Linked DNA regions of Mus musculus: regions 1, 2, 3, 5, 6 and 7 are each linked to region 4. A link is a loop called in an ENCODE intact Hi-C map of the cell type or tissue named here. Cell type or tissue: left cerebral cortex. All regions are shown on one strand. Region 1 has its middle 100 kb from the start of Gm36152. Region 2 overlaps Ptprm (protein tyrosine phosphatase, receptor type, M). Region 3 overlaps Ptprm (protein tyrosine phosphatase, receptor type, M). Region 4 holds the start of Ptprm (protein tyrosine phosphatase, receptor type, M). Region 5 overlaps Themis3 (thymocyte selection associated family member 3). Region 6 has its middle 110 kb from the start of Gm36152. Region 7 overlaps Ptprm (protein tyrosine phosphatase, receptor type, M).

What was found. Hi-C counts contacts between places; a loop is a spot of excess contacts. Peaks named below come from ENCODE experiments on the same cell type or tissue, not always from the same donor. Only the 100,000 strongest peaks of a DNase experiment are listed, where the experiment ranks them.
Region 1: a loop joins it to region 4, with 2.1 times the contacts of the local background. A loop is called at or near these places in 4 of 42 quality-filtered maps.
Region 2: a loop joins it to region 4, with 3 times the contacts of the local background. A loop is called at or near these places in 8 of 42 quality-filtered maps.
Region 3: it touches region 4 in a loop (1.9-fold over the local background); 3 of 42 quality-filtered maps call a loop at or near these places.
Region 5: a loop joins it to region 4, with 3 times the contacts of the local background. A loop is called at or near these places in 3 of 42 quality-filtered maps.
Region 6: it touches region 4 in a loop (6-fold over the local background); 17 of 42 quality-filtered maps call a loop at or near these places.
Region 7: a loop joins it to region 4, with 2.4 times the contacts of the local background. A loop is called at or near these places in 6 of 42 quality-filtered maps.

Annotation. Positions count from the first base shown.
Region 1 is chr17:67,456,433-67,460,432 of GRCm38, forward strand. No RefSeq gene overlaps it. Among named protein-coding and RNA genes, the nearest start is that of Gm36152, 100 kb to the left of the region's middle. In left cerebral cortex, no CTCF peak of the experiment used is centred here; DNase peaks (open chromatin) are centred at 2,498 and 2,707; H3K27ac peaks cover 469 bases.
Region 2 is chr17:66,678,690-66,682,689 of GRCm38, forward strand. The region is part of intron 29 of Ptprm (protein tyrosine phosphatase, receptor type, M); the gene reads right to left. Among named protein-coding and RNA genes, the nearest start is that of 1700016K05Rik, 34 kb to the right of the region's middle. In left cerebral cortex, a CTCF peak has its summit at 2,168 (motif pointing right); a DNase peak (open chromatin) is centred at 2,157.
Region 3 is chr17:66,753,442-66,757,441 of GRCm38, forward strand. All of the region lies in intron 18 of Ptprm (protein tyrosine phosphatase, receptor type, M), which reads right to left. Among named protein-coding and RNA genes, the nearest start is that of 1700016K05Rik, 41 kb to the left of the region's middle. In left cerebral cortex, a CTCF peak has its summit at 2,098 (motif pointing left); DNase peaks (open chromatin) are centred at 1,872, 2,110, 3,331 and 3,930.
Region 4 is chr17:67,352,766-67,356,765 of GRCm38, forward strand. It overlaps Ptprm (protein tyrosine phosphatase, receptor type, M), which reads right to left and starts at 1,694. Exons shown (of 31, transcript NM_008984.2): 1 at 1,192-1,694. The coding sequence starts at 1,264. In left cerebral cortex, CTCF peaks have their summits at 848 and 1,807 (motif pointing right); DNase peaks (open chromatin) are centred at 848, 1,088, 1,373, 1,535 and 2 more places; H3K4me3 peaks cover 2,556 bases; H3K27ac peaks cover 1,919 bases.
Region 5 is chr17:66,576,475-66,580,474 of GRCm38, forward strand. The region is part of intron 2 of Themis3 (thymocyte selection associated family member 3); the gene reads right to left. Among named protein-coding and RNA genes, the nearest start is that of Themis3, 16 kb to the right of the region's middle. In left cerebral cortex, a CTCF peak has its summit at 1,736 (motif pointing right); DNase peaks (open chromatin) are centred at 748 and 1,728.
Region 6 is chr17:67,471,234-67,475,233 of GRCm38, forward strand. No RefSeq gene overlaps it. Among named protein-coding and RNA genes, the nearest start is that of Gm36152, 110 kb to the left of the region's middle. In left cerebral cortex, a CTCF peak has its summit at 2,123; a DNase peak (open chromatin) is centred at 2,117.
Region 7 is chr17:67,138,929-67,142,928 of GRCm38, forward strand. All of the region lies in intron 2 of Ptprm (protein tyrosine phosphatase, receptor type, M), which reads right to left. Among named protein-coding and RNA genes, the nearest start is that of Mir5709, 110 kb to the left of the region's middle. In left cerebral cortex, a CTCF peak has its summit at 1,797 (motif pointing left); a DNase peak (open chromatin) is centred at 1,789.

The sequences.
Region 1 (4,000 bases), 100 kb after region 4:
TTCTCCTTTCATTAGGAAAGCATTCTGTGCTCACATCTCAGGATGAGGAACCTAGGCCTGGCCCTTGCCAATTCTTCAAGGATACACTAAGGCTGAAGAGCAACACCCTAGACCTAGGAAAGCCAGATGCATGCAGAATGAATGCTCCAAAGTCATTTGTTGCATACAATTAAAGTTGCATAGATTTATTTTGTCATTACCGAGAATCATTATTAAAATGCAGGTACCCCAAATTTTAAGTCAGCGGTCGTCATGAGGCAGCTGCTTCCTGACAGATAATGTGTGACAATTTCATAACATACCTCAGAAAGCTCATTAGGCTGCACGCGTGGTGCCACTGAAGCTCCGAAGGGCTTCCTAGGGCTTGTGAGAATGTAATTAGGCAAACCACGGGCGTCCGCGAATCTGGTGTTTTTGTTCCAGATGGGTGTAACCTCAGGGTACCCCAGAGCTTTCCCAAGGACAGTTTCTCTCAGTGTCAGTGACTTGAATGCACACCTGAGATGGTCTTTTCGATTTCGCAAAAGGAAATGTTGCCAGGTGAGGAGATTAAAGAGCACACGGCTGCTCTAAGTTCACCACCAGTTACTGATGGAGAAGCCAGAATGTCTTACATCCTCCAGAATGGTCCTGATCACTGGCCTTTTCATAGTTTTTCTCAATATCATGTTGGCCTAAGAAGATTCACCTCTAGGAATGTCTTGAGGCCCCAAGCCTATAATACCACTGCGTGCCGGAAGAACTGGTCCTTGCCTCTCCACGTGGGGTAAACAAGGCTTCTTTCTGAGGGATGAGTGGGTCCACCGGTGTGTGAACCACAATCTCGTGACTTGAGTTGACAAAAGAAGGAGAGAGAGAATGTATCAGCATGCTTCCTCCTCCTTAATTCTGTGGGGAGAGGACTCCATTCAGGGGACTCTCTAGAATGAGCTGAGATGGGTCATTCATGGGCTCTAGAATCCAGCAGACTAAAATTAGACACATCGGCAGTGATAGGCTGTCTCCCTCTTTGATGACACTTGCCATGTTTCACCTTCTCTAAGCGGTCTCTAAGTAGGCCATCCTTAGTGGGTAGAATTAGTTTCCTAATGAGATTGTATGAGGATTAACCAGGATAAGGTGAGGTATTTTTGAGAAAGCATCCATTTGTGTGTTCCAGAACCAGACAAATCCTTATTGAAGGAGCAACAGGGAAAGGTTTCTTTCCCAGGGATACTTGAGAAGGGAGGCTTCTCAGGTTCTCAGAGAACCACACTGGGATCCCATTGCCCTTCCAGACTGTCTGGAGATTGCCCTGGCCAGGGCAGGGATGAGGAGTCCATATAGTATGAGTCCAGAGAAGTTAGATGGAGTGGCAGATGGGGGCTTTCTGGAGGACAGTGTGTCACCAGTACTCACAACCTTAACTTCCCTGACTGCAAATGCAAACACCAGTGATGCTCACCCTACAGAGTAGATGGATGTGTCGTAAGAATTTCAGAGACCATGGGTATTTAAAGTATTGAGAAGTCCAAAGATACTGGGTAGGAAGAACTCCAGACCAGTTCTCATCACCTGGTCAGGATGTCACTGCCACTGGTAAATAAATACCTTGGTTTTGGCATTACAATTGCAAGGGAGTTTGTGGCATTCTCCTAAGATGCTACCAACAATTTCCATGCCTTGGCTTCAGTATCTACCAAGAAAGATAGATACTGGCTGGTATCTTGCATGCACCAAGCATGAGATAGCCACATCTAGCCTGAGGTACACCTCAGGCCTATATTCTGCCACTTCTTCAGGGCTCATGTGACCATGGTGAAAAGAGTTTCTAAGGAAATCCAAGACTAAACAGACACGGAGGAGTGACCACAACCATGGGGGACTCTGCTCTCCCCTCAGCTCTGAGAGAAGTCTGAGCATCATAAAGATTCGAGGATAAAGGACTCACAGACTTGCTCCCAGAAGGGACCAGGAACCCATAGACTCTCCTATGGCAGCCAAAGGAAGTTAGTGTAAGATGGCACCAGAGAAGGACCAGGCACACCCAGCTGAGAAATTATGGGTTATGGGGACTTATTATAAGGGTTCTGTTGGAAACAGGGAAAGGTGTTTAAAATGTTTGGGAGTGTCTGAGACCCCACTGTGGTCAGGTGGGAAAGGTGCTCTAGGGCCTATGGACCTTGTCAGAGGGACAGATTGGCATTCAGGGTTTGCTGTGCTGAGGGAATGCAATGCCACCCCAGGGACCTCTCTCCAGGCTCCCTGCTGCTGAAGAAACTGCTGGGTGAATGGGGAAGGGTGACATCTAACTTCCTGCCTATCAGTCAGCAGGACTGAAAGGGCCTAATGGCGACTGTTTTCTGGTGTTGGGTAGAATGGGGATTGTGATGAGGGCTAAGTCACAGTGGAGAGTGTGAAATATGTGGTAAAAGAGACAGGAGCAGAAAATACATAGAAGGAGGCAACCCAGACTCGGAAAGACAGATGCCATATGTCCTCTCTCATATGTGGATCCTAACTTCGGATTTTTTAGATTGCTGCATTTAAATTGGAGTATCTGTAGAGGACAGGAAGAAAAAAAAAAGGCTAGGGGGAGGGGCTAAGGTGTAATAATTAAAGCACAGAGCATCTGAAAGTGGTGATGGTGTGTGTGTGGGTGGGGGGATACTAGGTTGAATCATTTAAATGAGCAGGGGAAAGTTGACCAAAAAAATAAAATAAAATGCAGGAGAGAGCCACATACACCTACTTCTTTTAAAATAGACCATAAAGGAGTCAGGCTGGAAGTGAGTTGGGAACCCTCTTTGTTGGCTAGTGTTCATGGTGACAGAATATGCTATGCAGGCTGCTCAGGAAGAAACCAGGAGATGAGAAATAAGGAAGAGAGAAAAGCTTTGGTCAGGACATCTCCTGCAAGCCGTGTCTTATACCAAGCCAGCTCATTAGCATTATGCCACCTTACGCTCAGTTTTCAGGGGTAAATGGGACAGGGTCAGCAGAAGCTTTCACAGGGTGGGCAGAAGTCAGCAGGATGCTGATCAAACAGTGCTGTGTAAAAGAAACACAGGATAGCAGGTAGTGATGAGGACGGAGCACTCGGCGGGCAACTCTGGAACTGAAAACTGCAGAGCTTGAAGAAAAGAAAGAGTTGGGTTCTAAGGATCTAAACTCAAAGTGACCCCAGACTATTGCTGGACTTACCAATCATATTCCTGGGTGTAGGCAAGAAACTACACTCCTTCTCCATACATCAGGGCCTGAGGGAAAACCTAGGATTGGCCAGGGTCCCAACACAATACCAGAGACTGGGTAAGGTATAAGGAAAAGAGGTTGATTTGGGCTCTGAGTTCTGGTACAAGATAAAGGGGCTATACCAGTTGGCGAAAGAGTTTCTAGACACTACATGTGGTTGCAAGGGATAGGGAATGCAGGAGATGTCTAGCCCAACTGACTTCTATGGATGATCCTTTTTAGGTCAGACATCATAAAAAGCATAACTGATATATCACTTACCCAGGCTTTGAGCCAGGAGGCCTCCATTGCCCTTGTTGGCAGATGGGGAATGAACTACACACACACACACACACACACACACACACACACACACACAAACACACACACACCACAACAAAATCTAATTCTTGGCTTTTAACTTAAAAATTAATATATGTAGAATGGAGGCAGGAAGTTCCTGGAAGAATTCCCCCTTGCCTTTTCTACTGGTAGGTGAAACACTGCTAAACAGAACCTGGACAGCTGGGAAAGAAACCAGAGAAGGGTCAGTGATACCCTGGTGGAGATCCAGGTAGACATGGGGGTTGGTTGGCAGTGACAAGACCTACAGTGTAGGCATTCTTGAAAGAGGGGTCTAGGGACCCCAATGTGGATAGCATTGGAGGGAGTGGCCAAGGTCCGAGTGCCTGCTGGACGCTCTGCATTTGAGGGTGTGAAACTCACACAGGGGCAGCTCTGATCTGATGCAGAGAACCTGGAACAATGCCAGAGTCATCTTTGCCCT
Region 2 (4,000 bases), 670 kb before region 4:
CTTGACCTTCTCCAGTCTTTGAAGGGGTCACCTGTCTATCACCTTTCCCTTGTCTTTCTTCATATGGCTACTTCTGAGGCGATCTGGCTGGCTGCTTTGTAGAATACATAATTTGGAATGTAGAAAGGCTTAGAAGAGACCTGTCCTGTGTCCTGGCCACAGTTTGAAAAGGTCCCTGCCAAGTCCCACCGTGCTTTGTCCTTCCCTCTGGGTTCATTTGATTATATATATATACATATATATATATATATATATATATATATATATATATATATATATATATATATATATATTTTTTTTTTTTTGTCACTGGAGATGAGGGATTGGACTTCATGAAGAGAGCCAGAGCAGGAGTCTTACAGCCTCTGTGGGGATCCATGCATTGATGTGTCTTGGCCCCAGGATGTTCATCTTACCCATAGGACGATGTTGGTAAGGATTTTCACCATCAAGTTATCATCCTTCTCTTAGTAGTTAATACGCATTTTGGGGTGAGAAACCTTGGGACTATGTAAATATACTGATTCTCCTCAATCACCCTTGATTTTCACACACAGGGGCAGGTCTTGTTTTCAGCCATTAATTACGACTGTCTTATTTGTCTAATGTTGGCTTTATATTTTCTTCCTGTGTTCAGCATTCTACCATAAGCAATAGCTCTCTCTCCTACCATTTGAAAATGTATTTGTTTTTATTATTTATACTGACCTTGACAGGTTGGTATAGTGATGAATAAAAGCTGGGAACTGTATTATGTGTGCTAAGATCTACCAGTCACTATTTTCATTGCCCCCCAAACAATCCTGCTCTAGCCATGAGGAGTCCATGTTCTTACCGCCTTCTTCTTTTTTTTTTGGATCACATCTGTATTTTCTAGAATGATCTTCTTGTACTCTCCATGCACTGGCTTCTTTTGTGAGAGGTAACTAGCCTTTCCCACATTCTTAAGCCTGGCACTGCTATCATTCTGAGGGAGTGGCGAGACACAGTATGGACATGGTGGCTGGAAGACAGCTTTGTGGAGTAGATCCTCTTTCCTCTCGCTTTTATGTGAGTTCTAGGCAGGCTTGTGCAGCAAACGCCTTGACCTGATGAGATATCTCATTGGCCTAACATGGCTGGTTGGATATCACTGAGTATATAACTCTCCAGTAGGTATTGGAGTTACGTTTTGCAAATGTGCATTCGCTGGCTCTATCGGATCCACACACAGTGTCTCCGTCAGCCCCCGAGTTCCTCCCTTCCTCACACTGCTGTACCCTGGTCAGTTCTACAGCATCTCTAGCCCTTGGGAACATTGTTTTGTGTTGTCAAATATTCAGCCGTTCTGATGGGCAAGCAGTGGTTTTAATGAGGATTTTTCCACTAAACCCCAAATGGTGTTGGTTACCTCTCTTTAGATGTTTTTGTTTTTGTTTCCCTCTCTCTCCAGTGCTGGGAATCAAACCCAGGACTTTGCGTATGCTAGACAAGGGTTCTACCATGAAGCTACACGCCACGCTTTCTCTTCCAACGTGTGATCCTTGTTAACCCTTTTGCTCATTAAACACTAAGGGGTTGGATGTTCTTGTTCTTACGGTTTGCAGATGTGTGGCTTGCAGCGCCCTCCTCCTGCTTTCTCTCCTTATCTATGCACACCTTGTAAATGAGGTCATCATTTCAGTGAAATTCAGTGCATCACCACATCTCCCCGGTGGCCAGTATTCTGTGCCCTCTCTCACTCTTACTCAGCCCTCGCTAACCTCCTGCTCTCGAGGAGTTCCTCCCACGTGTTCTCATGGAAGCTCTGCTCTCTGCTTTCAACAGCTGGGGATGGTACATCCAAAAGGAGTGAGGTGGATGTGTCCAGTGTCCCCGCTGCCCTGCAGTCACTTGCTGTTGGTCAGGCGACACAAGCGCATCTGCTTCTGCTTCTGAGTTTGCTCTTTGTACGGATTTTTCCATGGTCCTTGCTCATTGGCTTTTTACCTCCTGTTTCAACAGCTGCTCACGACCACGTCCACTCTTTCCACAGTTTCAGAATGAGGACATAGTTTTATTTTAAAAACAGTAAGACATTTATAAGAAGGAAGAGAATTCTCTGCATACACTCCCCTGAGTATCATCTGGCCTAGGGAACCACTCCACCTGCAAAGCTCTCATGCAGGTGTTCTCTGCCCTCACCAATAGGTGGCGCTGCAACATGCAGAATACCTCACAGAGGACTGCTAAACAGCTTACAAAGCTTATTATTATTATTGTTATTATTATTATTTTAACTTCCTGACCAATACTGGAAGATACCAGTTTAAACCTTCTTGTAAGCGAGGAAAAGAAAAGAAAGGGAGAGGAAAGGAAGAAGGGAAGGAAGGAAGGAAGCAAAGCAAAGCAAAGCAAAGCAGTTTCTCTCCAGGTCTGAGTATCACACCCAACATTATACCCAGAAAGCAAGGAGCAGCTGCACCGGGAATTATGGGAGCTTGAGGGTGTGGTGCCCCAACAGAAGATAAGAAGGGAAGTCAGGTAGGCAGGGGGGGAATAACAGACACCCCCCACTCTTTGTGAAAGCCAAATTGCCCGCTCTTAGAGACACCACACAGAACGGGTTGTGTCTGCTTAGCTTGAGGGTCACAGCCGGCTTTTGGAAGAACGTTGCCTGCAAGGCGCAGTGATGGAACAGGCCTTTGCATATTTCCTTCATGCCCCTCCCTCTTTCATCTATCCCCACTCGTGACCTATTCTTGAGGGTTCCAGAACTGAATTCTGTTAGAAAGCTAGTCCAGGCTCACAATAAGTTACACTTCCAGATATGATGTGGAAGGGCTATTTGAAAACCACTTTTAATAGTAAGATTATAAACAACTGTTCGGGGACTGCAGCCTGGCAGTAGAGCACTGGCCTAGCATGCCCAAAGCTCTGGATTCTATCTCCAGGACCATGAAACAAAACAAAAACAACCCCATGCAAACCAAAGTCTTACAGATCTAATGTCAGCTAACTGGATGTTAATTTCCCTGCTGGGATTTTTTTTTTTAAATAGCTTAGGTTCTTTATTTCTTTTTGTATGTTAGCTAGGAGTTCATGTGCACTGGGCTCCAGTGACCCAGGCTCCTTCCCGTCGTCCTTACTGAGTGATCTTGTCTGGGCGGGGCAGGCTGGAGCAGCAGTTGGATACAGGGGTTTTTCTCTCTGGTTTCCTTTCGGTTGTTTCCCTTCCGTCATTTCAGGAAGCCATCTTGGCTCGCAGAGCGCTTGATAGGCTCAACCTGCACATCCATTGGCAGGGCTCTTGCCTTAACTCACTCGCTTACAAAATGACGCCTACGACGTGCTGAGTGATATAGTAGACTCTTGTCCAGGGCAACGCTTACGGGGTGTTTCTGTGTGAGCAGTGCCCATTCCTCGGATGGTGACAATATCACCCTTCTTGTAGATTTGCATGTACCTGGCTTCCTTCCCCTACAAGTCCAACTCTGTATTTCCTAAGAGGCCTGGAGAACATAGTGTGTGTGCCTATTCGATGTTAGTACGTGTCATCATGGCAAGTTACTGGAAGATGGCTGCCTAGGCCGGGGAAGAAAGGCTGCTGCAATTCGATCCACTGAGTACGGTGAACGCTTCTTTTGAGTCTGACGAATAAGAAGGGGGATGGAATAGATTTCTGAAGCATCGAGTCCATGGATAGGAACGGAGAGGAGACAGCGGTGAGGGAGGGGTATAGTGCTCCTCACAAGACAGACGGGGAAGACTTAGGTGGGAGCTGGGATGTTCTGGAGACTCTTTCCAAGGGACTGAGGAGAATTCAGGGCTTCCACTGCCTGAGGTAAGGGCAGGGAGCAGGGGATAACCCGGCCTCTTACCCACTTGCCACATAAACTTAGGGTGGTCTGGTCTGCAGAAAAGCTCATTGCCCTTCAATCTGGGACTGATCTTCTCATATGGGTCTAAGGATTCTCCTCAGAAACACAGCGTATGCTCACACCCTTAACTGGCCCAGATGTCTGAGCACCTTCCCCGACTG
Region 3 (4,000 bases), 600 kb before region 4:
ACAAAATTAACACACTCAACTACTTTGCCAAATTCAATCTGCATGAAGACTTATTATTCCCCTAAAACTTTAACTAGAGGAGATGTGACAAATGCTTCAAAATGTCCCCAAACTGCACTCACTAGCTTCTCATAGAACTGTCAACCTCAAGGCCATTCCTGATCTCTTCTTCAAATAGCTCCCATACGAACAAACAGCCTTTCCACCCACCAGCTCCCTGTCCATCTGTATGTCTGATCCATCCTTTATCTGCCCGTCCCACATCCTACCCAGACTTTGGGCTGCTCAGCTTCTTTCCTTGGATTCACCTTCTCTCAATTGGTGTTTTGGGATAAGAAACTGGCACACGGAGACCTGGTTATAACAACTACCATTCACTGTGGAATAGTTACCATCGGCCTGTGCTTTCCACATGTATGTATACATGCACTGAAGTGAGTAGGGTGGAGGTGAAGCAGGTCTATGGGTGGATCCAGGAAGGGGGGAGGGGAAGAAAAGATGCTGAACAAGGTGCCAAGTTATAGTTGACAGGGGGAGTCCATATTCATGTTCTATAGCATGATGGTGACGATTATTATTCACAACAATTATTATATACTTGTCAGGAACTTGAAGAGATGGATTCAGAGTTCCTTGATAAACATATAAGGATGGAAAAAGGCTAATCACTTATATAATGTGCATATGAACTGGATAGCCATACTGTACTGTCATCAATACATAGAATTATTATGTATCAATGGAAAGAAAAAAGTCCTCAGAAAGCCATTGAGGAATTAAGAAAAAAATACAAAAGGATCAAATCAGGTCTTTATGCCCTAAGTCCTCTAAACATGGTATTTAAACCTTTTTGTCAAATGACATTATTTAAAAATACTGCTAAGTAGCTACATAGGCTCTCCCACTTCCTGTTACAAGGAGTGACACTGGGAATGGCTTTACAGCTTTAATTCACGCATGGTCAAGTATTCCCATGGCGGCAGAACAGGAGCCTGCAATTGACAAGCTTTCATCTCTAACCAATTCTCTCTCTCAGTTAATTATTGATGACACAGTTAGGTATTGAATTGGAATCACAGCGACCAGAAGCGACATCTGGCCTCTGAGAGGTGACGCAACATTAATTTAATGCCCTAGCTGTTTTCTGCAAAGAAAGGTGTCGCTCCTTCTGTAGTTACCTTTGGCCAAGGACTCTGCTGCACCTGTAGCAAGGTACAGACTGGGAAAGGGTCCCAGTGAGCACTACCAGGAGGGGTGCTTCGCATACTCCCCCTGCTGTCTGCCTCCACTTGCTTCCCCCAGACACACGGGCTCTGAGGAGGACCCCGGTCTGACCTCAGGGAGCTTTGCATGAAGACCCCATCCTGCTGTCAGTAGATTGCTGCCTTGCCTTGTTTGTGGCTTCTCCATTTACCTCCTCAGCCAGTCTTACTCGGTACTGCTCAGAACCAGCAGGGACCCCTGACTCTAGGTCTTCTCGACTTTCTGGTTTTATCCCACAGTTTCCTGGATGTGCTGTTCTGATCCACATCAGCTGTCCGTCCACTTGAATGTAATGCTAAAGGGCCCTGCACTTCAGCTCCTCCCTATCTCTTCTCTCCCACTGCCTCCGAGAGGATGCCAGCTGCAAATAGGCTTTATAGACCTGTTGGTGCTCAATTAGCAGAGAGAGAAGAATTTTGCTCCACTATAAAAATCCTGGGAAAATGACCTTTGACCTGGGCCATCAAAACTGGGTTTCTGGTTAAAGTAATGGGGATGGAGGGGAGGGGAGATGAAGCCAAGCAGCCCAAGCCCAGATACTGATGCATTGGGGAAGCAGGCTTGCTCCAGCAGAGGGCAGACTCAGAAAGGACTTTTTTCCCCTTCTTAGCAAGGATGTGCGTGCTGCCAGCATCAATCTGCATCAAGTCAGTTTTTATGGAACTAGGTTTCCCATCAGGACTCCAGCATCACCCAGCTTCTGTGTGCATGGCCCACTCTTACAGCCTCCCCCTCCCCTGTGTGGGTCCCAGGGTCTCCATGTGCCCCTCCAGACTCTCGCTTTGCTTCCAGCCTTCCCATCTGACCTGTGTATCTGCCAAATGACCCACTAATTCATTTCTGGTACTTAGGCCCCCTTGTGGCCATTCTCAGAGCAGTTCTTTTAACCGTCCACTCACAGCTCAATTGAATGCTCTGAAATGTCCCCAAGCTGCACTCACTAGCTTCCCATGTCACTGCCAACCTCAGGACACATCTGATCTCTTCTTCAGACGTGTTCTCATTTGACTACATAGTCCACCTGTCCATTAAGGGACATTAAGGGACCATCTAACTGCACATGATTCAGCTGAAGCTTGACCTGTGGGGACCGGCTTATTTGGAGGTATGGGAGGGCCTCCACATTCTATCTAGAGGTTTAGTTGTTAAGTTACTTTCCTTCAATCTACAACATACATTTTCTCATGAGGGCTACTTAAGATCTGTTAACTGGGTGATTTTTTTTTTTTTTGATAGATTTTCTGTTTCACAGCTTGATTAGAAAAATTTCCAATGCCTGTTTGATTAAGAACAAATTCTCATTTAGTAAAATTCCCTTGCTTGCACGATAAAGAGTAAATGCCTTTATGTGCTCTAGAACAGGGTTTGGACCCCCCACTCACCCATATCGTTTAACCCTCACTTTCCCATTCCAACCACCAACTTTTCCTCAGTTCCTCATACTCATTGTGGCAGTATAATAGGGTTGTTACCGATCTATCCTGTAATGTTCTGTGCTACATCTTCAGAGAGGCCTTCCCCCACATCTCCAAATAAGTCGGTCTCCACAGTTCAAGTTTCAACTGAATCATGTACCATTGGATATGCCCTTAAAGTATATCCCGCTCCCCTGGGTAATCAGATAAAATCATTTAATTTCTTCCACGGCTCCCCCAACTCCTGCCCTGCGACTGTTGGGTTCGAAAGAGTAGAGAGCCTGTCAGGTTTGTCGCTGTAGCCAGCCCAGTGTCTCATGCCTGAAATTTCCCTCCCACCTCTCTGCTCTGGCCACACTGGCCTCCTGCTCTCACCTGGCATTCACTGCCCACAGTGGATACTTCATCCTTTGCTTCAGGTTCTGGCCTGCATCGTGCCCTCCCAGAAGGACCTCCTGGATCACATTCTGAAACCTGAAGCTCTTGGCCGGCGCTATCGTCCTCTTTGCTGTTTTCTGGCTCTAGCATCTCTCTGTAGTGAGCACTCTACACCATGATATCTCTCTGCAGAGAGCGTGCTACACCATGCTCTCAGTGGCTGCTCAGTCTGCTCCGCAGCTCTAGCACCAACCTCTCTGCTTCCCTGTTTGCTCTGTGACATTTACGACAGCATCGCCTTTCTAGGAAGCATTTGGTAAACGTATGTGGAAGGAGGGATTCCAGCCTGGCTCAGGACCAGGCATGTGGTGGTTAAATATGTATTTCTTGAATAAATGGCAAAAACAGAGAGAGAGAGAGAGAGAGAGAGAGAGAGACAGAGACAGAGACAGAGAGACAGAGAGAGACACACACAGAGAGAGAGAGAGACAGAGAGAGAGACAGTGAGTTAGTTTGCCTGGGAAGTGCCTATGTAGTCTGGCTTGTTCTCTCCACTGTCAGTGTCCCATAATGGGGAGCAGCTGCAGAGGGGCTGCCTCGTTAGCTGGGAGATTTGGTGTTTATCTTTGCTTGGAGTTAATTATAACTGGGAATCGCTGAGAGGATTAGAGGGGCTGAGTCTGTGTGTGGCGGTGGTGGTAATGGCGGACAGAATGCTAGCTTCGATTTGGAAAGGGCTGGCTCAGCAAATTTATAGTGTAAATAAAGGAAAAGTTTAACTTACTTAAGAGCAAAGCCCATAAACAGTTTTGAAGCGCCGTTAACACCATTTTATATGCAAACACTGTTGCGAAACAATGAGCGGGATCATTACCGGCTCTTTTTTATGCTCTTTGGAAAGCACTGCTGAGAATCTCTGTGGTGTGTACACAGACTCCCACAAT
Region 4 (4,000 bases):
CTTCCACTGGCCAGAGGTCTATGTGGCTTTAATGTCTGTAAATGGTACTCCTTACTTTCATGAAAGTTCCTTTCACCAATATTCTTTTTTAAAACAAATTTATTCAGCCTTCCCGAAAACACATAAAACCCCATTTTGCAATTCTTGTTCAAGGTTAAATGCGGCCCTTTTTATTAAAAGAGAAAGGTAACACTCCACTGCCACCATTGTGTGTGGACATTCGTGAAACTAATAAACACGAGGCAGTGTGCGCGTGTTGTCAGCGTTTGCCAAGCATCCACGTGCGTCCTCCTGGGACAGAAGATACCAGAAGCCCTGCTACTCTGTGCCACCCACCTTCGGTTTTGCTCCTGACCCCTGACTCTGGTCCAGATCCCTCTGTCTACACCAAGAGCTCCTCAAGGCTCGCGAAGCCTGGGTGAGCACAGCCTCCGGTTGGCTTGATGCACACAGCCAGTACGTGCCCCCTCCTTTCAGCTAGGACCCCCGCGCAGCTGAGCTGGGTTAGCAAGTTGTCCGGACCCGGGCTGCACACCTTTAGGGAGGCCGAGGATGGAATCTGGGCGCTCAGCCACAGTGGCGAGGGCTTGGGGAGCAGCAGATTCCTCTAGGATCTCAGAAACCTCCCGCGGTGCAGAAAGGGAACGCTGGCACAGCGAAGCCGCGCCACAGAGGGGACCCGCTGAGGTCGCCCACCGCGCCGGGCAGGGGGCGGCAGGGATGTCAAGTTTGGGGTGGTCGCCAGCTACACCTCTAGGTTTGACGCTCGCCGCAAGCTCAGCTGAGCACTGGCAGTCCACCGCGGCTGCCTCCAGGGTCGAGAGGCCCGCTCAGCGCCTACTCCCGGCGGCTACAGCTGGGAACTTTAGGCAAAGTTTTCTGCCCTTCCTGCCCAGGCCGCCCAAGAACACTGAGCCCCCATGCACAAGTCCAGGCCCTGAGGGTACAGGGGCCGAGATGGAGGTCCCTGTTTCTGCGCCCGTGCTTGTCCTGCGGGCTCCTGCGTGTACTGTACGGGCTCCGTGGCTCCACAGCTGTTTTCCTCCGGCCATCCGCCAGCCCGGCTCACCCGCTACGCGATGCCGGGTCTTCCCTGCCCCTGCCCGGCCCTGAAGCTCGCCTCGGACTTCTCCCACCCGGGTGTCGCCTACGTCCCAGGCGCCCCGGGAACGGTAGTGGTGTCTCGCTTACCTGAAAATGTTTCTCCGGCCGCAGTTAGCAAAAGTCCAGCTAAAGTCACCAGGCAAGTCCCAAGTGTCCTCATGGTGCTGAGTACGCGCCGGGCCGCCTCGGGGCGGCGGCGGCCGGTAGCCTCGGGAAGCCAAGGGAGACCCGAGCCTAAGCTGCAGGCTGCCAGGGTAGACGCGACAGCAGCGAAACACCAGACCCCAAAGTGACAACAGTTGCACAAGTCCGAAGTCCCGCGGCTCCCGGGCGTGGGGACGGCGTCCTGGATCCTCCTGCCCTCCCGCTGGCCCCCGCTTAGAGTCTGGCGCCACGGGGAGAGAGAGCGGAGGGCGCGCCCGCGGAGCCCAAATCCTCGCTGGGATCCGGTGATGAGCCCGCCTAAGCGCTACCCCTAATCGGGACCGAGCCGCCCGCGGCGCCGTGGCCGTGGCCGTGGCTGTGATCGCGCGCTTGTAGCCCGCCGCCTCTCCCACAGCCCCAGCCACCTCCGGCAGTGGCGCGCCGATGGCCGAGCCCGCGCAGGCTGCGCGCGGGGCTCCTGCTCCGCGACTGACTGGCGATGCCCCGCAGGCCGGCTGGAAGGAGCCCACGTCACGGCCGGGCCGGAGCCGCCGCGGCCCGCTAGAGGGCGCGAGCGCCCGTGTCCCCGGCCCCGGGCCAGCTCGGCCTGCGCGGCGCCTGCGGGCTCTGTGGGGCGGCCACCAGCAAGATGCGGGCGGGACCCGGCGGGCAGGAGCAACCTCCCGGGGCGCCACCCTCGACCCTAGCTCGCCTCCGCAGCGCCTCGGGTTTCCCACGCTGGCCTCGGGGACAGGGACCGCGCCCCAGCCAGAAGTTTGTCCCGGGTCACGGACGGCGAGTAGTTGGAGCGCGCCAGGCACGGGGCGGTAGTGTCCCGGGCGGTGGCGGTGGCGGCTGGCTTGCGAGCGCCGACCAGGAAGAAGCCAGAGCCGCCAGCGCCCAGGGCCGCTTGATCTGCTGCTTTCAAGGGACACACAAGCCTCTGTGCCCGAGCCCCGCGCCTGAGAAGCAGGATGCGCTTCTGCCGCTCCACTGCGTGGTGTCGCCGCCAGTGCGGCCCGGAGCTAGGAAGACAGCAGTTGCATGGAACCATGGATTGGGCAGAACCGAGGATTTCTGCAGCTGGTGCAAATGGAGAGTGTCTTGAAACATTTTAATTTGCCGTTTGGGGTCTGAGACGACTATTTTATTAAGTGAACACAAACGCTATTAATGATTAAATTAAAACTCAAATTCAAGATTTTATTTCATTTTATTTTATTTTATTTTATTTTATTTTATTTTTAAAAGCCGTTCTTCATCTTGCTCAGAGTACAGCCATTAGGGCACCTGTAGGTTATTTACCAAGCTAACTGCGGGCCATGCTGGTTAAACTAAGATCCCAATTTGTGTTGTGATACATGCAAGTAGGTTAGTGCTCAACAAGAGCTCTTACATTGCTTTCCCTGGGGGACCTTTACACTGTCTTTGGCTGCTTAGTGGTGCTTTAAAGACCAAAGAAATAAGTGACTCTCCCACTCCTCTGGTTTAAGGCTCTCTGGTGGCCCCAGAACCGGCCAAAGATGACGTTTGCGATCATCTCCCAGGACATATGTGACCCAGTACTTTTATGTCTTCCAGACCAAACACAAGACCAGCTTGTTTTCAGGCAGGAGTCCTCATGAGGCCTTCCATTCATAAATCTCAGTGTTAACCATTCACTTGCCACTATCCTATGCCGCCACTAGCCTTTATCTGAAAACGAGCCTGCTGGGCTTCTCCTGAACTTGGAAGGGAATTTTTGAAGTCTCATACTTAATTCAAAAGGATCAACAAGTGACAGAGGTTTAATCCGCCACTTGATTTTCTTGATGAAATTATACCTTATAAGATAATTGAGATTTGCTTTTTAAAAGCGAACGGTGACAGACACACCCCCCACCCCATTTTGATGCTTGTGGGTGCATCCGTAAAAAAGGTAAAAACCAACTGCGCTCTCATTGCTTTCCCGTAACATCTTTATGTTGGATGAAGAGATTGATATCATGTAAAACTCCATTCCTCACATGCGTCAATTCTTAATTATGTGTCAATTCTTTCTTTAATTAATAATTAATATTTTTTTTTACATTCCAATTGCTGCCCTCCCCCTCCCCAACAATACAATTACTGCAAACCACAGAGGAGGCATTGTGCTAACTGCTGAAGGCTGTTTTGGGCTGGTGGCTCCTTGAGAAACAGACCCTGGGCTAGGGTGACTTTGACTTGAGGTGATTCCCAAGAAGGAGAGAAAAGAGACTAGGGACAGAATGAGGACAGTGTCTGGTGTACTTGAGAACAGGATGTCAACTCAGCCCCCCTGGATTTAGGTATCTAACTGCTGTCACCACAGTCTACCCTAGTTCTCCACAGAAAGCATTTCTTCCCTCAGGACTTAAAACCTCCTGGGGGCTCTGTGAGTTTCAGCTGTCCCTCTGTTCTTACAGGTGACAGTTCTGAGCTAACTGCACTATTTCCAGTCCATGCTTTAAAGAATGACGGGGGTTTGGTTGTGGCACCCTCTGATTCCTGGGAGCCCTGTTTATTTACTGCCTCAAAGCCACCTTTGGTCTAAATAAAAAGAAAGCAGGGCCTTCCCATGGGGTTGTCCCTGCAGGAGCCTTCCCAGGGAACTTGTCTTTGACTTGTGTTTTCATCTGTAGAGAATTCTCTGTTCAGTCTAACCACTCTCCGGTCACTCCTGCCTCTCTGGGGACAAAGGTGACATTTGCAGAATGGTTGGCCAGAGTGAGGAGTGCTGTCAGGCCAGTTT
Region 5 (4,000 bases), 780 kb before region 4:
CCCTCAGTAACGTTCCACTAAGCTCCACTGCCCAGGAGTGCTAAGGGCTGTGGCCCAAACCTTTAGGAAGCCTTTATGGAACAGTCTAGATCCAAATGACAGAAATGATTAATAACAACAACAAACAATTATGACAGTTTACCACAAGAAAAGTTACATGGATACTGTGTCTCTCTCAATGTTACTTTTCATTTAAAAGAAAGACTTTGTAGCTTTCCATTGGCTCATTAAAGCTACTCTTGTGCTTTGAGACCATTCGGGAAATAAGGCCAGCTAAAACTCAGCACCGTGAGATTATGACATTTTATCTGATAACTCAGATTTAAAAATTATAAAATCATGCATATAAAAATTTAAATTAATTATATATGACATATATGATATATAATATTTATCATCATAAATTATATATAATTAATTTATTATTTATTTTAAATTTTATTTACTAATTTTATATATTTATAATTTATTATTTATTTATGATTAATTTATTCCGTGATATATGTATATATTCCATTATTTAGATATATACATATATATGCATATGATGGAATAAATTAATTGGCTCAAAGTGGTTTCCATGTAACTGAAGAAACAAAATCTAGGAGGGAGGTGGTGGTGGTGGTAGGGAGAACTAATCTACAGAAGAAACAAACCAAACCAAAACACCCCACTAAAAACAAAGCCAAGCAAATGAACAAACACCTGGAACCAGCCTGCAAACTCCCACCAGGGATAGGAGTGATTCATCCTTTTTTGGCACCTGTTCCATTCCAACTTTATGCAATGAAAGCATGTTGCTTGTGAATAGAAAGTACAATTAGCACTTACAAGGGAAATGAGAGTGGCATAGGTTTATGCCGCTGAAGTAAAGTCACTGACATAGACCTCTTCAGGGACAGCCCGGCTCCCTAACCCATCTCTAACAAGGGTGGCTGATTTTCTTTCCAGGCACTTATATCAAATGCAGAATTTTTATCAAGTTAAACAGAAGTCCCAAGTCTACCCGCGGAGTCATTGTGCATCTCAAATTGTTATCTGTTGTCTCTTCCAGAGAATAGGAAGCTGCAAGCTCATTCAGCGTTTCTAGAAGTTACCATGCCACTCCTTTGAAAGTGGATCAATAAAGCTTTCTATTAGATTTTTCTCCCAGGTACACAGCAGTCATAATTAACAACCTCAGCTGTCATTCAAGCTGGAGCTCATCAAATCTAAAGACCACAGAGTGTGTCCTCTGACAGCGCCGTGTATGTCTTCCTGAAAACAAGATAATGCCAGGCCAGCGGGAGGCCTATAAATATTGCATTCAAGAGCACCGACATTGACCTACAGTGTCTGACAGAAACATAAAGAATGGATGGCACTGACACACTCTTCTGCGATTTCTATTCCCAAAGGTAGCAGCATCAGGCCCTGAAAGGCCTTATACCTATCACGAATCTTCTCTTACCACACAGAAAAGGCTAGAACGCTTTTTCCCCTAGCCTAGTTGATAAATTGGTTCTGTAGAACCCACACAGATGAACGTGGCTTTCCTTAAGTCAGAGAGATTTCCCAGAGTTGAAGATTCTTGTTACTTCTTAAACCCACCCTCTCCTCTCCAGCTGCACAAGAGCCCTAGACACACTTATACAGCACCAGGAGGAGACATGGCTTTCAAAGACTCACATAGGAGGATTCCGAAGGCACACAGACTGAGAAATGCCCAGGGCAGTCGCTTCCCTAATACTGCACAGGATCACAAGATGGCGCTGTCACCACAGCAAAGATGCTTAGATCCATTTCCCTGCTGCGGAATTCCTGGCGGGAGACTCACCTAGGCCCAGGTAGGAATGATGCCCTGTCCTGGTTCCATGTTTGGGGATGTTTGTATAATTAAAGTGTGTGCTTTCAGTTTGTGACTCGGCCACTCTAAAGTGTTAACAAACAGTACGCCCACACCACAGGAAAGCCCACCTGTCAACATAGTTTTCATACCGTCGCTCTGGGCGGCATAAAATTCTTTCCTCCGTAAAGAATACATAAATGGGGAAAATAAACTGTACTTAAAACTTTGGAGCATTTTTTTGTTCCATAAATTCTAATCATATCCTAATCATAATTTTCAAAGTAGTATTTTTATTTTTACTACTCACAGTTCCTTCCATCCAATTCACCTGCAAGGTCCTTATTCACCACCTCAGTTGGGCTGCTCGGTTTTCTTTGGTCAACTTGATACAAGCTAGCTTCATCAGGAAGAAGAGACCTCAATTGAAGGGATACCTCCATCAGCTTGGCCTGTGGGCAAGTTTGTGGGGTATATTCTTCACTGATGACTGATATGGGAGGGCCCAGCTCCTGGTGGGCGGGACCATCCCTGGGCTGGTGGTCCTGGTGCTATAAGAAGGGAGCAAGCCACTAAGTAGGACTCCTGCATGGCCTCTGCTTCAGCTCCAATTCCCCTCAGTGACAAACTCCAATTGTAAGCTGACATAAATCATTTCTTTCCCAAGCTGCTTTTGGTAATGGTGTTCATCACAGCAATAGGAACCCTAACCAAGGCACAAGGACAGAGCTCAAGCAGGGCGAGTGGTGAGTTTCCTGACAGCTCATAACAGCACAGTAGTCACGTAAGACAGATTATTTGCTGGGCTGTTACCCCCAAAGGTACCTTTCACCCCCCTCAGACAAAGAGGTCTGGCACACATTCACTAAGTCCTGGAGCAGGAGAACCCTAGTAGGCAAGTTACTGTGCCACTCCTTTTTAAGTGTATCAATAAAAGCTTTTTGTTCCGATTTTGTCTAAGGTACCTGGCAGACAGGGGCGGGGAGGCTCCCAGGAGCTTCCAGCTGGGAAGCGCAGCAGGTGCTCAACCCACGACTCCAGGTGCAAGGCCCACACCCACCTTCATCCCCATCTGCCCAGCACCTGTTCTGGGAGCCCCTTGCTGTCCCTCGAAGGGACTATACTTCACAGATTCCAGCTGGAGGACAGTGACATGGCTGAGAACCTCTCACAGGGGAGTAGAGTGTACCAAAGTGAGTGAACAGGACAAGATGTGGTGGTAAGAGTCACACTGTCACCAGTCTCCAGCGAGGTCCTGAGGGATCACATGACAACCTGTCCTATAGCAGCAGAGACTGGTGGAAAGGCTCGTGTGAAGGTATAGAGATGGACAAGGGCACAAACGGACTCCCAGGCATGGCTCCTTATGTGACTGTTGTGTTGTATCAAGTTGTCTAGAAAAGCACCCCTCTCTCCCCTCTCCCTCTGACTTTGTGCCTTGGTTAGTGTTTCTATTGCTGTGGTAAACACCGTGACCAAAACACAACCAGCTCTGTGGTGCACAGGCGGAGGCAGAAGCTGGGCTCTACAGTGTTCAACCTTACCTAACTGCTCTGCAGACAACATCCTGTTTGTTACTGATGAAAGATGCCGAGGTTCGTAGTGATTGTCTGCTTTTGTCCAGCATCACACAGGACAGGAAGTTAAAAGGTTGGAAAAGGAGGAAGGCCTGGGGAGACTAGCAACAGCCGGAAACGGAGGACAGAGCTCCAGGTTCCAGCAAACTTGACGTTATGCTGCACCTGAGCAGCCTGCCCATTGAGCCCCGTGACCTCCATTGTGCCTCAGACCCACAGCAAGGTCTTGGTGGGGTAACTGGGACTCACAGATGTTAACTCCAAGGGCTTTGCTGCCGAGGAGCTGGGGTGTGGCTCCCTCATTAGGCTGTAGGCCACCCTCTGCTCTGTGCGCCCCTCTCTCTGTGGCCCTTGCTTCTTTCTGGAACCTTCTGTCTGCGGCACACTCAGGGCTTCGCCCGTTTCCTCCACAACTCACTCTACCTGCTGGGTACCAGTTGTGAGAGTTAAGAGTGACTACCAGATTTGCAGGATCTAGAATCACGGAAGAGACAAGCCTCTGGGCATGTCTATGATGGAGATTCTCGGCTGGGTTAACTGAGGTGGGGAGCCCAACCCTAAATGTGGGCTGGAGTCCCAGACGGAAGGTAAAGGAAAC
Region 6 (4,000 bases), 120 kb after region 4:
CTAACACTTCCTTTTGAAAAACAGTGTTTTCCAGCAAGAAGCAGGCATTAATGTTGTTTACTTTTTATGCATTTGCCTCTTAATTCTCAAAGTAAGACAGTGACAGAGTCATTAAAATAAAGGTTTAAAAGGAGCCAGCAACGACAATTGAACTAATGCTCTCAGTAGCCCAACCCAGGTTAATGGATCTCTTCTCTGTACGCGCTGTTGAAAGCCATGAAACATCTCATTTATAAATCTCATGTTTTTTTTTTTTTTTTTTTTTTTTCATTATGAGCTTAGCTCAGCTTGTAACAACTCTGCTCACTGGTATTTTCAAGATCCTCACTGCTGGTCATGGGGCTGAGAATGGAAGAGAATTTCAGGGTACATGCCCACCCCCTCACTGTCCACGAAGTGGAAGAGAAGAAGAGTGGACCTTGAACAGAAGGGACAGTGTATCTGGAAACACAGTCATGGTCCAGGGTCCTCTCATCCTGAACTCCTCAGCACAGTGTGTGCACACAGGTGCCAGGCTCCTCTGCATCAATCCATTGTCAGGCTGCCATTTTTGTACAGTGTGTCTAAGAAGTGGGTCTCTCTTCCCCATAGATCTTTGTCCTCAAATGCTCAGACTCCCCACTTGCCTTCGGCCCTGCCTGTTCCTAACTGGCGTGCTGCATATGCAAAAGACGTTCCTGGGAAGATGCTAGGCTCCTCCCTAACCTCGTGTGGGGAAGGTAGTACCTGTGAATGATACAGGGCTGGGTCCATCAACACAGCTCTCAACTCCTCATGAGAACAGGAAGAAAACACTTTGGACTTATGAGGAAACCTGTGGGGGAGCAAATAGCATGGCATCTGCAAGGTAGATAGAGAGCTGACAGAGATGGTCAGGGTGCTGTGTGTGTCAGAATGTATGCTGCTGCTCACTTCAAATACATCAAGGGGGGTGGGGTGGTGGTGGTTTTGTCTGTTTTTCTCTTGTAGTCTGGGGGTGGAAGCCAAGGCCTTGTACACGCTAAACAAGCTCTCCATCACTAAACCATCCCCCATGCTCCTTTTACTTTCAATTTCAAGGTCACACTGAGCTGTCCAAGCTGACCTTGAACTCACTCTCAAGCCCATGCAGGGCTTTACCAAACTCAGTCCTCCTGCCTCAGCCTCTAAAAGACCTTGGCATCCAGGCCTGGCTATGAATGATTCTTAATAAAGACGTGCTTTTAACCATCAGTGCTGGGGGGCGGGACTGGGAGGTACAGCTCAGCGGTAGAACCTGGGCTTCCAGAGCAGGGCGCACACAAACAGAAAATCCCCTTCTTAAAATAAAACGGTGCAGGGAAACTGGCTATGACGGGAATCAGATGATAACCACCTCTAAATGAGTGGATCTCTTGTTTGCCAGTAGAATAGTTAGCTCCTAATAGTGTTTTGTGCAGTTTTAAAAGAATCCTCATAAGGCAGTTTTAAGAGTACAAAGCCACCTACCTACATGAGAGGCAAAAAGGATTTGAGTAACAGCACATTTTATAAGACTGTAAGGGAAGTGAAGAGTCTACCCTTCTCTCAGGAAAGGACTGGAAACCCATCTTCTACGTGTAAGACAAAAGTGGAGGGTCTCTTACCTGTGTGCTGACTGGAGGCTCTATCCCAGCTTCCAGAAAAAAAAAAGAATTACATCTTTAAAAGCTGACTATTTTCTTTTACCTACTTATTTCCTATCAACTTGATATCTAAAAACATCTAAGGTGTGCAATGGTCTCTTTTTCAAACTGTAGCATTGACCAACTATCATAAGCCCACAAATTAATGTCTGTCTTTAAGTCTGTGTCCCTGAGTTTCCAGGGATGTGTCCCACCCCAGGGCTCCGTTTTCAGTTTTCACGGATGCCTAAAGCATTTGAGCCTGACACTGCCTGCTGGCCTAAAGGTCAGGCTGGATGTAGAAAGCACAGCTGAGGGGGCTGTGCCTGTGTGGATAGCACTTCTCTGCTGCTAGACTGCAAAGTGGAAGAACCTGTAGACTAATTCTCCACAGATTCAATTAATGGATGGAATTTCACACAGCAAACAGAAAGACCTGTTATTCCCTCTGCAAACTCAGTGGAGTCTTGAAATAACAGAGTGCGGCGCCCTCTGGGGAAGGCACTGTGCATAGCAGGAGCAGCCCCATTGTGACAAGAAGCAGCTGGAAGCTCCTAGAAAGGTCTCTGACCTGACTCCTACCTAGTAAACAGAGCTGTCATCTCACAAGCCCTACTGACCTCAGCCCCTCCCTCTTGAGATGTGCAGCTTCACAATCTTTTTTCTTTTTCTCTTCACTCTTTTCTCTTCCTCTCCCTTGGAAGTTCTCTTGTTTGTAAGTGTGGCCCCGGGAGAATGAAGGATGCAAGTAATTTAATGACCAGAAATTAGGAAAACACTTTGGAGTTCCTTTCTTAAGTCTTTTCCCCCAGGGTTTTCATTGATTCTTGGTGTAAACGGCCTATCTCCCCCACCCCCTTTCGACCTGTTGTAATTTCATAAAATAAATATATGTTTTATGCTTTTTTTTTCCCTCTATGAGTCTGTATTTCATCCATGTGTACAATGAAGGAAAATCATCAGGAGCCTGTTTGATGGTGGACTGGAGACCAGAGGGCAACCAGGTGACCGGATCAATGCACCATGACACACTTTACAACCCAACATGCCTTTTTTTTTTTCTACTGGAAGCTAAGAGGGACAGGGTGCTGCTGAGACAGGTACGTGGCTGCTGAAAGCAGACTGCATGGGTGTTAATTCAATGCCCCCCACTTCCTGGGGGCAGCCTTGGACGAGGCTTTGCTTGTGGAGGACAGTGCAATGTCTATGGTGCACAGCTAAAACACTGCCCAGCGGCTGGAAGCGCATCAGAAACCAATGATGACGTGTGAGCAGCTCTAACCGGAAAACGGCTGGGTTGGCATTTTCAGAACGTTGCTTCCGCTTTCTGTTCTCTATATATTATGGCGCTGGTGCAGCACCCAAGGGCCTGGGGTAGCTAAGGGAAGCAGTCTCCACGTATACTCTCAGCCCTTACATCATAACATCTGGGAACATTTTCCATTTTGTGACTCTACTAGCTAGAAGCAAGGTTTATGATTTTATTACAGGAATCTGCATATCGCAGCATGGATAAACACAAAAAGAAATCTGTGTCATCTGAAGAAGCCATGAGCCTGAGGGAGCAACACAGATTTGCGGTGTCAGAAATGGTTGTGGAAACAAACAAACAAACAAACAAACAAACAAAAATATCACAGCCACCTTTGCAGCCTGACCTGGAACTAGAAGTATCTGAAAGTTTAAATTAATTAAGTCAATTAAAGTGATCTAATTTGTTAAATTTAAATAATTTAATGGTTGGTTAATAAGTTTTAATTAATCACTTTAATTTGAAATAAGTCAGGAATAAAAACATCAAACAACTAATGTTTTTGATAGTAAAATGATGTGGTTTTTATCCTGTCGTCTGGAACAAACCAGAATTTCGATCAGGTGGCTTGGTCTAAGGATTGCCTATTAACTGACAACTCCTTACTCTTCGAGGAATCTCAGCTGAAAATGAAATAGAGTTAGAAGCAGACACTGAAATCTAGAAGAGTAGGGATGGCGCTGGCCTAGGGGAGCATCAGTGGTTTAAGCCTAAGGAGAGGATACACTTAGTGTGTGGTGAAAGGCTGCTTGAGTAGGCGGGTCTTGGAGAGCAAGGCTTGTGATTGGCACAGGGTAGAGGAGAGTCCCACCTACCTGCCCCACCTACCCAGCGACAAATAGGATGAAACTAAAGGCGGACTCCTGCACATGAGAGAGCATGTGTAGGAAGCATATGTGTGTATGGATCAGGCGCCTGTGTGTGGCCCAGTGCTTATGCACAAGGCTGGAAGAGGAAGAAGGGTGTCCTATATCAGTCTCTGCCTTGTTTTTTTGAGGCAGAGTCTCTTACTGAACCAGAGCCTGCATTTTCTAGTGGGGCTGGCAGCCAGCAAGCCCCAGGGAGC
Region 7 (4,000 bases), 210 kb before region 4:
AAATGGCACGACAAACCCAGCATAATTCACCATCCCCTTAACAAGTACAAGGCAAAACACACGCAGACTTCAGAGTTCAGTCTACCAGGCTTCATCCTAATCAAATGGGAAGTGAACAAGATGGCCCCTTCAATTACTCTCATTTTTGTCCTTGGGGGAGTGTCTCCTGGCTGCAGCACATGCAGTACACTGCAGCAACATGGAATGTGAGAGGTCGAGTTTGCAAGAGGCAGCACATGCGCAGACAAAACACACAGAGAGAGGCACTTCCCGGAGGCCTGCGAGTCATTCCCAAAGCTTGGCTCTTTAAAAGGTGGGGCGTGCCTCTGAGTGTGGGGGCGTTGAGAACCTGACAATAACAAAACGTTTCTCAACACACAAATGAGATGAGTTGAAGATCAGACAGCATCGAATCCGAGGTACTGCGGAGAGCATTTTACCACGATCCTTCACTACAACCTTGGTTAGGATGCCTGCTTTGTGCAGGGCTTGCACACACCCCGTGAGGAGCCCAAGAGGACAGTGGTACAGATTCGGGGCTATCCACGTTTTTAATTGTAGTGTTTTGGCTACACAGACAAAACTATTTGCTTTATTTCTCTCTCTCTCTCTCTCTCTCTCTCTCTCTCTCTCTCTCTCTCTGTGTGTGTGTGTGTGTGTGTGTGTGTGTGTGTGCGCGCGCGTGTTGAACATATGTGGAGGTCAGGAGACAAGTACAGAAGTTGGTTCTCTTCTAGCTTCTCGAGGGTAACAGGGATTGAACTCTGGTCCTCATGACTAGCAACCAATGCTTTTTACCCCTGAGTAGTCTCACAGGTCCCATCACTCTGACAGGAATGCAATGGCTGAATTTCAGGGAAAAACAAAAAAGATTAAAAAAAAAAAACTTGTAATAATTTAATTTCCTACCATCATTCTTTATCATATAAATACCAAAATTAGTATATCTTGGAATTGTATTGCACTGTAATGTTGACCTTTTAAAATGGCTGTTTCTGTTGATGATTTGAGTTTCATAAAACATTATCGAATGAATTTTGAATTTATAACAATTTTCTAAATTGCCCTTAAACACATATCTGTCATTTGGTGCTAGGCATTTATGTGACACAGCGTTCTCGGCACCAGTGATTATAAAGTTAAAATATTCATCAACTCTGAAAACAATCAGTGAAGACATCTCTACATCTTACAGCTTCAAATTTTTAGCCAAGATTTAATTGTTAGGTAAAAGCAAATAACGTACTGATCAAATGTGTATACTAATTTTCTTTGGTATTAAATAAGTAGTAAAACTATTTGCATATAAGAAATTGTTTCCAAATAACTTTACAAATTATGATCACTATTTGATTTCTGTACCTATTTTGCATACATGTATAGCTGGTGTCCCACAAAAATTTTTCAGCTGCAAAGGGGTTACAGATAGAAAACTTTTTAGAAGCACAGCCTTAGAGTGGCGCTCAGGCCACTATGTGTAGATGTAGAAACTCATGCCAAAGGATGAGAAATTACCCCACACTACAGCAACCAGCAATGACACCCAGGCGCCAGATGCAAGCAAGACCTTTGTATCCACAAAGCACTGCAGGGGAATCAAAACTTAGTCATGGGAGATATGAGCTACTCTGCTGTTGATTTTACCTGATAAATCTTAAAGATAGCAAAAAGGAGATCCAACTGCTCTAAATAACATGTCATGAGAGAAGCTTAGGAAAGGTTATTGATAATAAATGAATGATAAACACCCATATTAAGTAGCTCACCAGGGGATCTGTCGCCCTCTTCTGGTCACCATGGGCACTGCACATATGTGGTGATTAGACAAGAAGGCACATACACATAAAATAATATTTTTAAAAACAAATATGATTTGTCATCAAACATAGGATAGAAGCAAGCAACAGATTGAGGATATTTAAAGAAAAACTGCTAAAATTGAATGTTATATACAGCCACTTTTTTTCTCAAAAGTAATTATGATTTCCTTTATTATCTAGATCATCTGGAGAGAAACTTTTAAGAATAAAATACTGACATATCGTAAAAGTTATAAAAGATGTATTAATAAAATGTATAATGGTGGTATATAAAGCTGGGTGGTACAGTAAAATCTCACTTCATGTTTTACAGCTTAAAGGTTTGTCTGACAGTTAAACCGATACAAGCGTACTGCAGCACCTCATCGGCGAAGTCAAGAGAAGAAATGAAATAGAATCATAAGTCTAACTGAAATAGAACTGTCTCCTAGCACGTGAGAGGGGGAGACAGGAGGACCAGGAGTTCAAAGTCACCCTTGGTTACTTAGCAAGTCAGACACCAGCTTGGGCTGCAGGAAAAGCTCTCTCCTAAAACCAAAACCAAACAAAATCTGCACAAAGCCAAGAACAGAAGGAAAAGGTCACAGTGGAAAGATGGAACAAAGATGTGGATTTGGGGGTATGAAATAGTGTCAAGAGATACTAACCGCATTTAGTGGCTCACTCGGCACGAGTAGGACGTTCCTGAATGGAACATACCTGACAATAGACAGTCAATGTGAACAAAGCTAAAACCAAGTTTGAGGAAAGACAAGCAGAATCACAATTATCACAGGGACTTCAACACTTCTTCATCAGTGACTGACAGGATAGACAGACAGACAGACAGACAAGACAGACAGACAGACAGACAGACAGACAGACAGAGAAGCAGTGCTGTCTGGACAGGCATGATTAACCAGCTCGGTGTTCTATACCCACTAACAGCACATCAGGGACTGCTATGATCTCTGTCAAACTAGAACTTACTCAGGATCCAAAATAAATCTGAATTAGCTCTAAAATTTCCAGGCAAATGAAAGGTCTGACTTCCAACCACAGTGGAGGTTTGATTCAAAAGTTAGGAAGTCAGGGATGACGAAAAGACAAAAATAAATAAAAGTTCATTCATTCATTAAAATTAAAAAAACAAAACAAAACAGAAACTAGAGTACTTCAAAGGGACCCAGAGATCCAAGAAGAAGAAATTAAACAGCTGAAGCCTGCAAGGACTGTGGGATACCAAGAGCACGAGCTTAGGTAGAAAGAGGCAGATACGTGAACTACAGCTCTAAGTCCCAGAATGCAGGGACCCTCAGACCTATTTCATCGGAGCCCTTGGCTCTGAGGAAGCTAATAAATCTCACAGAGCCTAACACGAAACCCAGAAGCATTTATCGCTCACTTGGCGCTTGACACTCTATTAGTCAGGGTTACTGAATTTTTCATTCAGACATGTCTGATCTTGCCCATTAAATTAGCATCTCTTCAGAGTAGACATGATGCACACCGGTGTCCTTCACACGCCACAGCCCTGCTCAGGGCACAAGGACAGCCATAGCCCTGTGTCTCAGAGTGTCTGTTTCTTACCATGACTTCACTATTGATTTCCCCTGAAATGTTAAATCCGTTCTGGAACTTTTATTTAAACAGTCCCCAGCCTGTGATGGTGTAATATGTTTGGACTTTACAATGGTGCCAAAGCAAATTTGGAGTTTGGGTGTTTCTCAGGCTAGTGATGTTTGGTACTATCTTATCTTACAATGCACAGAGGCAACTCCCTGAAGCTCCCATCAGACCCATGCACACAGAGGAAATGGCCACACTCCTGTGTCATGAGCTACTAAGCTGGGCTGCCACACAAAGAATGTAGCAAGTGTATCTTCAACGGGACTTACCAGGAGCAAGCATCTGCAATGCCTTCCAATGCTACTTCCAGAAACTCTGACCTGCTGCTTAGATAGGGGGCCTCTGGATCTGACTGCCCCAACCTCCCACAGCAGAAAGCTTACTCCTTATAACTCTGAAGCATGTCTATCATTCCACACCACAACCAATTTCCCTATGTTCATAGACAAAATCACAAGTTACCGGCTATCTTGTTAAGGATGGGGACAGCCACAGTAGCTGGAAGAAATGAGGACAGGTGTGAGGGACATTTAGAAAGAAGGAAGTATGGTGTCATCCACTTGGAGGATGGG